Regions from separate parts of the Homo sapiens genome. Here regions 1 and 3 are each linked to region 2. The links are chromatin contacts, found by Hi-C or POLR2A ChIA-PET in ENCODE. All regions are on one chromosome and are shown on one strand. Each heading gives the region's core, a stretch centred on a gene start or an enhancer-like site at or near the end of the contact. The rest is flanking DNA. Distances are from core to core; before and after follow the strand shown.

Evidence for each region. A loop is a pair of places that touch in the nucleus more often than their neighbours do. ChIA-PET counts read pairs that join two places held with the same protein, here RNA polymerase II (POLR2A). Pooled maps may share reads with other maps.
Region 1: a loop to region 2 is called in a map of sigmoid colon, with 6 times the contacts of the local background. The contact joins the enhancer-like site here to the promoter of LARP1B in region 2. A Hi-C loop is called at or near these places in 1 of 168 maps with a recorded cell type or tissue (sigmoid colon) and 3 of 50 pooled maps. POLR2A ChIA-PET finds 5 or more read pairs at or near these places in 3 of 52 experiments (MCF 10A, PC-9 and activated CD4-positive, alpha-beta T cell).
Region 3: a pooled map shows a loop between it and region 2 (5-fold over the local background). The contact joins the enhancer-like site here to the promoter of LARP1B in region 2. A Hi-C loop is called at or near these places in 2 of 50 pooled maps. POLR2A ChIA-PET finds 5 or more read pairs at or near these places in 3 of 52 experiments (H1, PC-3 and activated CD4-positive, alpha-beta memory T cell).

Annotation. Positions count from the first base shown.
Region 1 is chr4:128,385,005-128,388,467 of GRCh38, forward strand. No RefSeq gene overlaps it. Among named protein-coding and RNA genes, the nearest start is that of LINC02615, 41 kb to the right of the region's middle. RefSeq lists an enhancer at 2,666-3,463. Within about 2 kb of position 2,152, at least 27 of the 41 ENCODE cell types and tissues checked have a DNase peak (open chromatin) inside an H3K27ac peak, as active enhancers do; they include PC-9 and sigmoid colon, where a contact is called at or near this core.
Region 2 is chr4:128,059,494-128,063,052 of GRCh38, forward strand. It overlaps LARP1B (La ribonucleoprotein 1B), which reads left to right and starts at 1,819. Exons shown (of 20, transcript NM_018078.4): 1 at 1,819-1,908. RefSeq lists enhancers at 1,184-2,042, 2,043-2,901 and a silencer at 1,226-2,725.
Region 3 is chr4:127,696,854-127,700,363 of GRCh38, forward strand. INTU (inturned planar cell polarity protein) reads left to right here. Exons shown (of 16, transcript NM_015693.4): 9 at 3,157-3,210. Among named protein-coding and RNA genes, the nearest start is that of SLC25A31, 32 kb to the right of the region's middle. Within about 2 kb of position 2,103, at least 3 of the 41 ENCODE cell types and tissues checked have a DNase peak (open chromatin) inside an H3K27ac peak, as active enhancers do; they include PC-3, where a contact is called at or near this core.

The sequences.
Region 1 (3,463 bases), core at 902-3,401, 330 kb after region 2:
CTGCCTGGCTTCAGCTTTAAATTAGATTGTAATAATCATAACAAAGCTTCTCCCTGCCCTTAGTTGAAAGCACATTGCAGACCTGAACTCTTTCTGAGACTTTATTTATGACGGAATCCCACACCATTTTAGAGCTTTCATCTTCCATGTGCTCAGCATTTTATGGGTCTCCGTTTTCTGTAGCATTTCTGAAACCATGGTTCAAAACAATGTCAATTCCCTCAGGCACCAGAAAGATCTAGGAAGAGTGTGTCCCGCTCTCCTCATTGTTTGCATAGATGTGTTGACACTGTCATTGTGTTAACTCTGGAATACACAGTAAAGTGGGTTAGTTAAGGCTTTAACTAACTTTGACTAGTATGGCTTTGCAGCCTTATTTCCTGGGTATATTCCCAACTTAGGTACTTATTAGCTGTGTGACCTTAGATACCTTAGCAAACGTTTCTGTATTACATCTTCCTAGTTGTGAAGAGAGAACAATGGTAGCACTGACCTCCAAGAGTGGTTGCGAGGATTAAACGAGTACTTTCAGCACTTGGAAGAATTCTTTGCAGCAGTAAGTGCTTAACAAATGTGAGTTGTTGGTATTATCCCAGAAGTTCATGAATTGATGAAACTGGATGGTCGAGTAGTCATAAAATAATCCTCCTTTACTTGGTCTGCTTGTTTGTGCTTGCTAATGGTATGGTTAGAAGATTTTAAAGGTTAGACAACCACAGTCAATTGGTGGCTACACTGAATTATCATTTCCTGGAGACAGCAGGAGGCAGTGTAGTTTAGCTGTTAAGAGCATTGGGTTTGGAGTCAGAAAGCCTAGTCGAGCATCAGTTCTGTTTCTTACATGGCCTCTTAGTGGCTCAGTTCCCTCATCTGTAAAATGGAGCTAATTCCTCACAAGACCTTTTGCAAGAAAAATGTATGTGAATGTCTGGAGCACACATTAAATACTCAAAAAAGTTGTTGTGGGTGAGGGGAGGAGTGAGGGGAAGAGAGATTGATTTAAGGTCAGATCTGTTTGTTTATCATGAGTTCCCTGGTAACAAGCAATGGAGATGGGAGTTTGCTCAGAGCCGTCAGCATCCAGCTGTGAAAGGGAAACACTCAGGCTCTTTTAACTTTGAGAATGTTGACATAAATTACAAAACCAAGAAGGACAAATGGCAATTTGCTGCTGTCAGTATTATAAACATCAGTGTGAGGGTGGACAGTTTAGCTCAGATGAGTCATTCCGGGTCTGTCCTGTCTTGTCCAGAAGCTTCACTTGCATAAGATGGGGTACCATTGGCAGAGGAAAGAAGCAAGCTAAGGACCCAGTCTGTCTTCTTACTGCTGGAAATAGTGGCAGTGGCTGGGCTGTCCCAGGGTTTATTCACTGTTACAAGGTTCTGAAACTTTAGGGGGTATAAAACTCAAGTGGGGAACTTGTTAAAAGGGCACCTTCCAAAGCCTTATTCACAAACATTTCAATTCAGTAGGTTGTTGGTAGGGCCCAGGAATCTGCTTGTTTTCTGGCTCTCTAGGTACTTCTAACACAGGTGCTTAGAAACTACACTTTGAAAAAGACAATTCCAGTGAGATTGGGCAGAGTAAAGTTTCCGTGTAGGAGGAGCTGCCTCTGCCAGGCTTTTCCCCAGCATTATGGTTTGCTTCTAAAAAGGAAGCAAACAACCAGAAAACAAAAAAGCCAAATTTGCTTTATTTTGAGTCAAAGCACCACTTAATAACTTGTGTCAATTGTTTCTCACAACACTGCATGAAAGACTTAATATTAATTCCATTTGACATTAGAGGAGTCGGGGACTTTTGGTGCAAGCATGAATTAGAGGCAAACATTGCACAGGTTCTTCAGTTTGTCTCCAGCCATCTGGGTATTGCTAAACACATCTGTTTCTTCTCTTGGAGAGGATGCCCCAGTGTTGTCACATGATTTAAATTATGGCAAGAGTGGAGGTTCCGTTTGTCCACTTCCCTGGTTTGCAGGGATGGCTCGGGGGAGCCTTGCTTTGCCGTGACTGGCATTCATCCAGGGCCCGGGCATTTAACTCTGAATTTTGATTTGGGCATTTGCCTGGTGTGATATTCTGCCAGGGCCTTCCCAGTCTGTTCTCTGCTGTTTTGCTCCTGAAGATTTATGGCTAATGAAGGGATAAAGAAAGGTCGTGGCGAGAGGCGGCAGCATGTGGTGGTGACTCATGGTCTGGGCCTGGTGTGGAGCCAGTTTGGGTGGAACGCTCCACTGGCTGCTGTGCCTGTTTTCACGTGGCTCTTTGCCACAGCCCTGCAGGAGGCAGTTTCTTGCCTGTCTCTGGTCAGAGAGGCCTGGTGATTCTGCCTGTCTCCTGCTGTTATGGACTCAGGTCAGGGCACTAAAGCCTGGCGGCCTTTTGACAAACAGTCTCACAAATGGGAGCTCAGGAGACAGTGGGATGGGCCGGTCCTGGGAAGGGCTCCAAAGCCACTCCAACGTGGGGGACACAGTAGCAGCATGGGCCGAAGGAAGTCAAGTGAAGCTACTAGCAGGACAGGGTTTCTCAGCCTTGGCACTGTTGACATTTTGGACAAGATAATTCTTTATTGCGGGGCTGCACTGTGCATTGTAGGATGGTGAGTGGCATCCCTGGCCCCTACTCACTAGAGGTTAGTAGCCCCACAGCCCCTCTCAGTTAATGCAACCAGCAAAATCACCCCTGGTTGAGAACCACTGTGGTAGGTTGGGTTCCAGGCATGTGGCCAGGGTTAAGAAGATCCATCCACCATCCTGTTTTTATTGAGTACTTACCACGTGGCAGGCATTCTTTGCATTCATTATCTCATTTAATCCCCATAACAACCCTAAGATGAAGGAACTCTATTGCTCCCATTTTCTGGATAAGAAAACTGAAGTTTATAAAAGTAACTTGCCCAAGGTCACATAGTGTGGGGCTCATATATGTGTCAGATGCCCTTTCCTCACCCTGTGGCCATATGTAATGAAGCCATAATATGGAAGCCTGGGAGAAAAGCTGCAATGCGTGACAACAGCTGGCATGTAGTGTAAGGGGGTGCTGCCTGTTGAGCTCCAGGGCTGAGATTGAGGAGTCTAATTACAAACCCTGTGGAGATAGTTAAGGGCTTACATGAACTTGAATACCAGGTGGATGATTCAGATAGAGATGGAGCTACTGGAAATGCCATGTAGGTTGGGGGTTGGTTGCAGGTAAACTTTTACCTATGCCCAACTGTTGTCCCTCACTTGTTCATGACACTGGATCCCCTGAGATATGACTCCTGATGTGAGCCCAAATGTGCTTTTTCCACTTCAAATACTGCTCATTGGACTGGGGTCTCTCACCCCAACCTCCATTCCTCCTTAGGGACCAGCCCTTCTCTTGCCTGAATCTTAGCTTCTTCCACTGACACCACGCTGCCTTGGGTTGGGACATGCCTGAGCTATGACATGTACATTGAAATGACTAGACAACAC
Region 2 (3,559 bases), core at 569-3,068:
GTGTGGTGGTGGGCGCCTGTAATCTCAGCTACTCGGGAGGCTGAGGCATGAGAATCGCTTGAACCCGGGAGGCAGAGGTTGCAGTGAGCCGCGATCGCGCCACTGCACTCTAGCTTGGGCGACAGAGAGAGACTACCTCTTAAAAAAAAAAAAATGCCGGGCGCGGTGGCTCATGCCTGTAATCCCAGCACTTTGGGAAGCCGAGGCGGGTGGATCATTTGAGGTCAGGAGTTCAAGACCAGCCTGGCCAACCTGATGAAACCCCGTCTCTACTAAAAATACAAAAATTAGCCGGGTGGTAGTGGCGCGCCTGTAATCCCAGCTACTCAGGAAGCTAAGGCAGGAGCATCTCTTGAGCCTGGGAGGCAGAGGTTGCAGTTAGCCGAGATCACGCCACTGTACTCCAGCCTGGGCAATAGAGTGAGACTCTGTCTCAAACCACCACCACCACCACCATCACCACCACCAATAAAAAATACAAAGCGCCACTAATAACAGAGCTAGTAAAGATGGATGGGAATATAGGTGGAAGTACAATCCCCTTTTAATTGCAACAAGGTTCGCCAGGTTGCTTAGGGTTGGGCAAACTGGAGATCACTGACACGGAAAACAAGAAAACCCTTATTGTTTATAGCTGTTATGTATGAATAGGTTATTAGCCTTAGGAAAATTATTTGTGCCGAATACGGCTTTTGAGTAAGCAAAAAATATTAACGTCAAGTTGAATGTAATTGAAGCGACTTATTGGGCGTGGGGTGGGGGGTGGGGGTTGAAAGCCCAAACATAAGGCGAGCACAGATAATTTATTTAACAAGGCTATGGGGTTGGTGGGGGGCTCGGAAAAAAATCAGCGGCGGAACCTGCTCTCAGCCACCTTGCACCAGGACACAAACACTGACTCAAAAATGAAACGAGTATCATCTCTAAGTGAATGTGAGTGCCAAGTAGAAAGCTCGTATCCGATTTATTATCAAAACGTCTTTGTACCATTTTAACATCCATTCCAGGAAGAAAAAACCTATTGGGAATATGGTTAATTTGTAATTAAGTGCTATTTACCCAAATTAAAGAAACAGGTAACAAAAAATTTTAAAAGCCGGCGAAATACTATTTAATTTACTCAGGAACGCTTTAGAACTCTTTTAGTTGGTGGGTGGGAATGCGGGCGGGGAAGCGCACTAAGCCGAACGCTGGGGCAAAGGTTTCCTAAACAGTTACCGAGAGGTAACTCCCCCTTCATCTGGGACGTGGCTCAAGATTACAGGTGATCGCGGTGCCCCGAGGCGCCAGGAGGCAACTTTCACCTGGGGGAGGCGCCGGGCGCCAGCGGGCCAAGCGGCCGGGCCGCGGAGCCCACTTCACTTGGGAGCTGCCCCAGGCCGGGGGTCGACACCGCGTCCCCTCCCTTAGCCTAGCTGCGACCCAGCTTTAGGGCCTAAGGGCAAATCGAGCGCTCGGTCCTCCCAGCGCCATGTGCGCGGCCCGCCCAGGCCCTTGGCCGCCGTCGCCGCGGGGGCAGGCCGCGAGCCAGCCGCGAGCCACAGAGGCCTGGTGCGCGCTCCGCCCCTGAGCCTGCAGTCGGGGCGGCCTCAGCCAGTGAGCCGGGAGTCGTCCCCTTCGTCCTCCCTCGCACTCGGAGGGCAGCTGGGGCGGGGCAGACCCTCGGGCCGGGCGGCACCCGGGCGGGCGAATCCGTCAGCTCCCGCGGGAGGCCCGGCGAGAGAAGGACCCGGTGAGTAGCCACGTCACGCTCCTCAGGGAGGCCCCGCCCCGTGCTCTCGGGCCGCCCCTCTTCGCCGTCTCCACGCCTCCGCGGGCAGTTACCAGCTTTGGCTGCTCGCGCCTCCCCAACTCGGGTAAAGCTCCTCGGCCTCGGCGTGCTGCGCCTCCGCGGCTGCCCTGCGCCAGGTGAGGGCTCGCGGCTCCCGGCTGCGGCTCCCGGCGCGTGGTGGCGGGCTCGGGGCGTGCGTCGCGGAGAGGACGGGGCCGGCGGGCGGTTGGCGCTCCGTTCGGTGCGGGGAGGGGCGTCACGCCGGGCGCTGCGCGGCCTCGGCGGGCGGCGGCAGCGGCGGCCACGGCCGCCGGGCTCTCGGGTTGTCTGTCCCCAGTTGGAGCCGGCCGGTGTCCCGGCGGAGAGACGGGCAGTCGGGTTCCCTGGCCTCGGGGCCACCCCGGCTGGGGCGGCTGGGGCAGAGGGACGATGTCTACTCGCGCCCCGATGCCCGCCGCCCATTCTCGGGAGGATCCGCCCGCGGTGACTGCTGAGAGGGAGTCGCTGTTGGCCGCGGCGAACCGGCCGGCCGAGCAGCCGCCCCCGCCCGAATGTGAGGGCAAAGAGGCGGCGAGGGAGGAGAGGGCCGCGGCCGCCACTAGCGCTGGGGCGCGGGGAGAGCCGTCGCCGGCGCTGGTGCTGGGACGCAGCGTGCCCCAGGCGGCTGTCCCCGTGAGGCCCCTGGCGCTGCACCTGGCGCACAAGGCGCGTGGGCCCGGGGGCCCTTTCGGCGGGGAGCCGCCACCGCCACCGCCGCCGCCGTCGCCGTTGCCGCCGTTGCTGCGGGATCCGCCGGCCGAGGACGCCCGGGAAGAGGTGGCAGCTGGCCCTGCGGAAAAGCGGCAGCCGCCGCTGCTGCCGCCTAAGGGAAATCCCTGGACCAAAAAGCCTCCCCAGCACCTGTCCCCAGACACGACAGGTCCGCCACCGCCCCCGCTGGAAACCCTGGAGGCAGGTCTGTGGTTGCTCTGCGTTGGGCACTGGCAGGGTGCGGGCAGGGGCGACTTGCGGGACTTGCCGGCGCGTGGCGGCGGTAGCGGGCACCAGGCCCGGGTAACGGCAGGCCTCCCCTCCCTGTCAGTCGGAGGTAATTTGTTCCAAGGTGTCATTCACTCTGCCTATTTACAGACATGGGCATCTGGGAAGGGAGCGGCAGGAAGAGGTGGGACCTCAGGTTCTCCTTGCCTGATGGGGGCACGGAGGTGGTAGCTTGGCGGCGCATCCCTGCTGGCGCGGTTGCGATTGTGTTTTGTCCCCAGTGTTAGTGACTTGGGAAAGTAGCTAACTTTAGATACTGCAGTGCTTCGTATGGGAAAGTTTTGGTAGACTTTTTTTTTTTTTTTTTTACATAAAAGGATTGAAGCAAGTCAGAGCAAGGGGATTTATTCGTAAGTGGAAGCGCGATTGTAGTCTTTTGTGAAATAAGATGAAAAAAGGTTTTCAAAACACTGCTGAGCAGTCATATTAAAAATGAGACTTTAAATGTGGTTTTTAAAGTGCTTTATGGGGGGAGGGGGGAGGGATAGCATTAGGAGATATACCTAATGTTAAATGACGAGTTGATGGGTGCAGCACACCAACATGGCTGCACATGTATACATGTGTAACCTGCACGTTGTGCACATGTACCCTAAAACTTTAAGTATAATTAAAAAAAATAAAGTGCTTTAAGTTATAAGTGTGCTGGAAAATAATTGAAATAGGATAGTTGACATGCGAGCGTGGATTGCACGTTAGGTAAATGGTTTTCTAACATTGTCAGCTCTCCTTCCCTTTAGAGGAGATAAG
Region 3 (3,510 bases), core at 853-3,352, 360 kb before region 2:
ATATAAGTTTTGATAAGTTGTGATTTCATTTTTTTAGTTCAAAATATTTTAAGACCTTCACTTTATACTGAAACATTCTGAGACATGAGAATAAATTATTAAACCTCACTGTTTTAGACCAATAAAGCCCTATCCGTTTAAATTGCCAATTACTTCGTTTAAGGCAGTATAGCACAGCAGTTTAATAGTCAAGATTCTCTACTCAGTGTATTTTAAAATTTCAGCTTGAACAGTAGTTACGTGAACTTAATCAAGGTCTTTTCCTTAATGGCTTCATTGAGATATTTCACATATCATAGAATTTTCCCATTTAAAATGTGCAATCCAACATTTTTTAGTCTGTTCACAGAGCTGCCTAACCATCGCCGCAATCAATTTTAGAACATTTCACCATCTAATAAAGAAATTCCGTGACCATTCGTAGTTATTATTTACTTCTCTCTTTCCTCTCCCAATTTCTTCTTCTCCCTACCCCTCCATCCCCAGGCAATCATTTGCATAGTTTTCATTTCTGTAAGCTTACCTGTTCTAAATATTTTTTTAAATTTGACTCCTCTTATCTGTGATTGTATATCCTTTGACCAACATTTCCTCATTTACCCTCTCCCCTAACTACCCAAGCCTTTGGTAATCACCATTCCCATTCTACTCTCTCCTTCTGTGATATCAGCTTTTTTAGGTTCCACATATGAGTGAGATCATGTGGTAGTTGTCTTTCTGTGCCTGGCTTATTTCATTTAACATAATGCCCTCTAGGTTCATCTGTGTTGTCATAAATAACAGGATTTTGTTCTTTTTATGGCTAAATAGTATTCCATTATGTATATATGGCACATTTTCTTTATCCATTCATCTGTTGATGAACACTTAGGTTGATTCCATTTCTCTTGAGATTTCTCATTGTATTAAAAAGTAGGATTTATTGAGTATGTATCTTCTAATGGAAAATATTAAGGAATTTAATGCCTTAAGAAATCTAGTTAAAGGCCAGGCATGGTGGCTTATGCCTGTAATCCAAGCACTTTGGTAGGCTGAGGTGGACAGATCATCTGAGGTCGGGAGTTCAAGACCAGCCTGACCAACATGGAGAAACCCCGTCTCTACTAAAAATACAAAATAAGCTGGGTGTGATGGTGCATGCCTGTAATCCCAGCTATTTGGGAAGCTGAGGCAGGAGAATCACTTGAACCTGGGAGGCGGAGGTTGCGGTGAGCTGAGTTCATGCCATTTCACTCCAGCCTAGGCAACCAGAGTGAAACTATGTCCACAAAAGAAATCTAGTTAAAAACGTGTGTGAGGCCGGCCGCAGTGGCTCACACCTGTAATCCCAGCACTTTGGGAGTACACACCTGTAATCCCAGCACTTTGGGAGGCCGAGGTGGGAGGATCACAAGGTCAGGAGTTCGAGACCATCCTGGCTAACACGGTGAAACCCCATCTCTACTAAAAATACAAAAAATTAGGCAGGCGTGGTGGCGGGCGCCTGTAGTCCCAGCTACTCGGGAGGCAGAGGCAGGAGAATGGCATGAACCTAGGAGGCAGAGCTTGCCATGAGCCAAGATTGTGCCACTGGCACTCCAGCCTGAGCAACAGAGGGACACTCTGTCTCAAAAAAAAAAAAAAAGTCGTGTGTGAGGTAACATGCCTGGCAATTTTAGGTGGAAATAGTTATTTTTGCTTGTTTATTTTTAAAAACAAACTAAATAGTTATTTTTAACTTGGAAAAAACCTATTTGTTCCAGGTTTAGTATATAATGAGGTCTTACTTTAGTTTTTCTTCCCAGATATTTGAGAATTTTCCTCATTTTGATATTCTTTTTTCAATCATATTTTCCTAGGGTACAGTGAAATAATTAAGAGAAAAGATATTTGTATGTTTTCGTTTAAGGAATATAAACAAACATATATATTAATCTTGTATACTAATTAGCCTGTAGAGTTTAGTAGCAGGAATAGCAACTCATTGAACAGTTTCTGAGATCAAATACCACAAATTGGTAATTTTTTGTCCTGTGGTTTTTCACAAGACAGACTAATAGCCACAAAAAAAGGGAACCTGAAGTATTTGCTAGATGCAGAAAAATGTAGGTCACAAATGAGTAATAACTCATACTGTGTGAAAAGCATTGAAAGGCATGACTAATATTTCAAAAGCTTTTGTCATCTCAGTAAGACACAGTTAGTGTGTGAAACAGTCCTGCAGAGAGTGCCTTGGCCTTTAAAGAAAAAAAAAAGATTCTCTGGGAGGCGGATTGCAGTGAGCTGAGATTGCGCCACTGCACTCCAGCCTGGGCGACAAAGCGAGATTCCATCTCAAAAAAAAGGGATTCTTATTCACAAATAGCATGTATGCCACACAATTCAATTGCCGATAGTTTTCATTTGTATATATATTTGTATTACAGATTAAACTTCAGATTAAATTTATTCTGTTTTTAAATTTGGAATGCTTCAAAGAAGAACAAAGGTGATACATGAAAGAGTTCAGGCAATTTCCATAGAAACAAAACCCAAATCCTAAGTAAGAGATTTTTTTTTCTAATAACTCTGTGGGGTAGTTGAACTGTGCCAGATTCCAGAGGAACACTTGCCTTCGTGTTTTAATCTAGGAATAAAGATTGACAACCCTTGAATGCAAAACGTTGTGTCCAGGAGAAAGACAGGGAAGAATGTTGATATTTTTCAAGAATCCAACTATTGAGTAATATACAAGAAATGGAGAATCGAGAACAACTCAAAATAAGTTGGCTACTTTAAGACTGATTTTCATTTTCTTCTATGAAATCAAAAGGGTTAAATTAATTTCTAACTTAAAACTGGAAAGCAACTTTTGAAGCTCATAAATTTACTATGCATTGAATACATGTGAAGACCATTTTGCAGTTATTGAGATTTAGTTGAAATATGGTATGTTAAATGAGTAAGTTGTTTTATATTTGCAAAGCTTAAAAACAATATGTTAAATAAGTAAACTGTTTTACAGTGGCAAAGCTTAAAAACAATATGTTCCATTTTGAGACATTTCCTAAGTAACACAAAAGAGAAAGATACTCAATTTTTCAAGTAGTAATTAAGCACTTTTTATATGGCCATTACTAAAAAAGTAACTAATATGAGTCAAATGTTTATGTTACTCTTTTTTTTTTTTTAACATAGATGGAATTAGACATGGCATTAAGTGACTTGGAGGCTGCAGATTTTGCAGAACTGGTAAGGGAAGGAGTGGATTTTATAAAAGGCTCAATGTTGAATTATTTTGTATAACAGTCATTATTCTAAATATTTACCAAGTGGATATATAATAATCTTGAAATACACATTAGGCCTCTGTTTTGACAGTGACAAAATCTATTTTGCTTGCCTTAGGATTTTCTACTGAGTTTAAACAGTTGTTACATAATGTATATTATGGGATTAAAAATGATTAATTACACTGGTGTCACTGAGAACTAAGCTTTTGAGGAAAATAAATATAGATGTAATACTGATTAAGTTAAATAAGAACCCTGT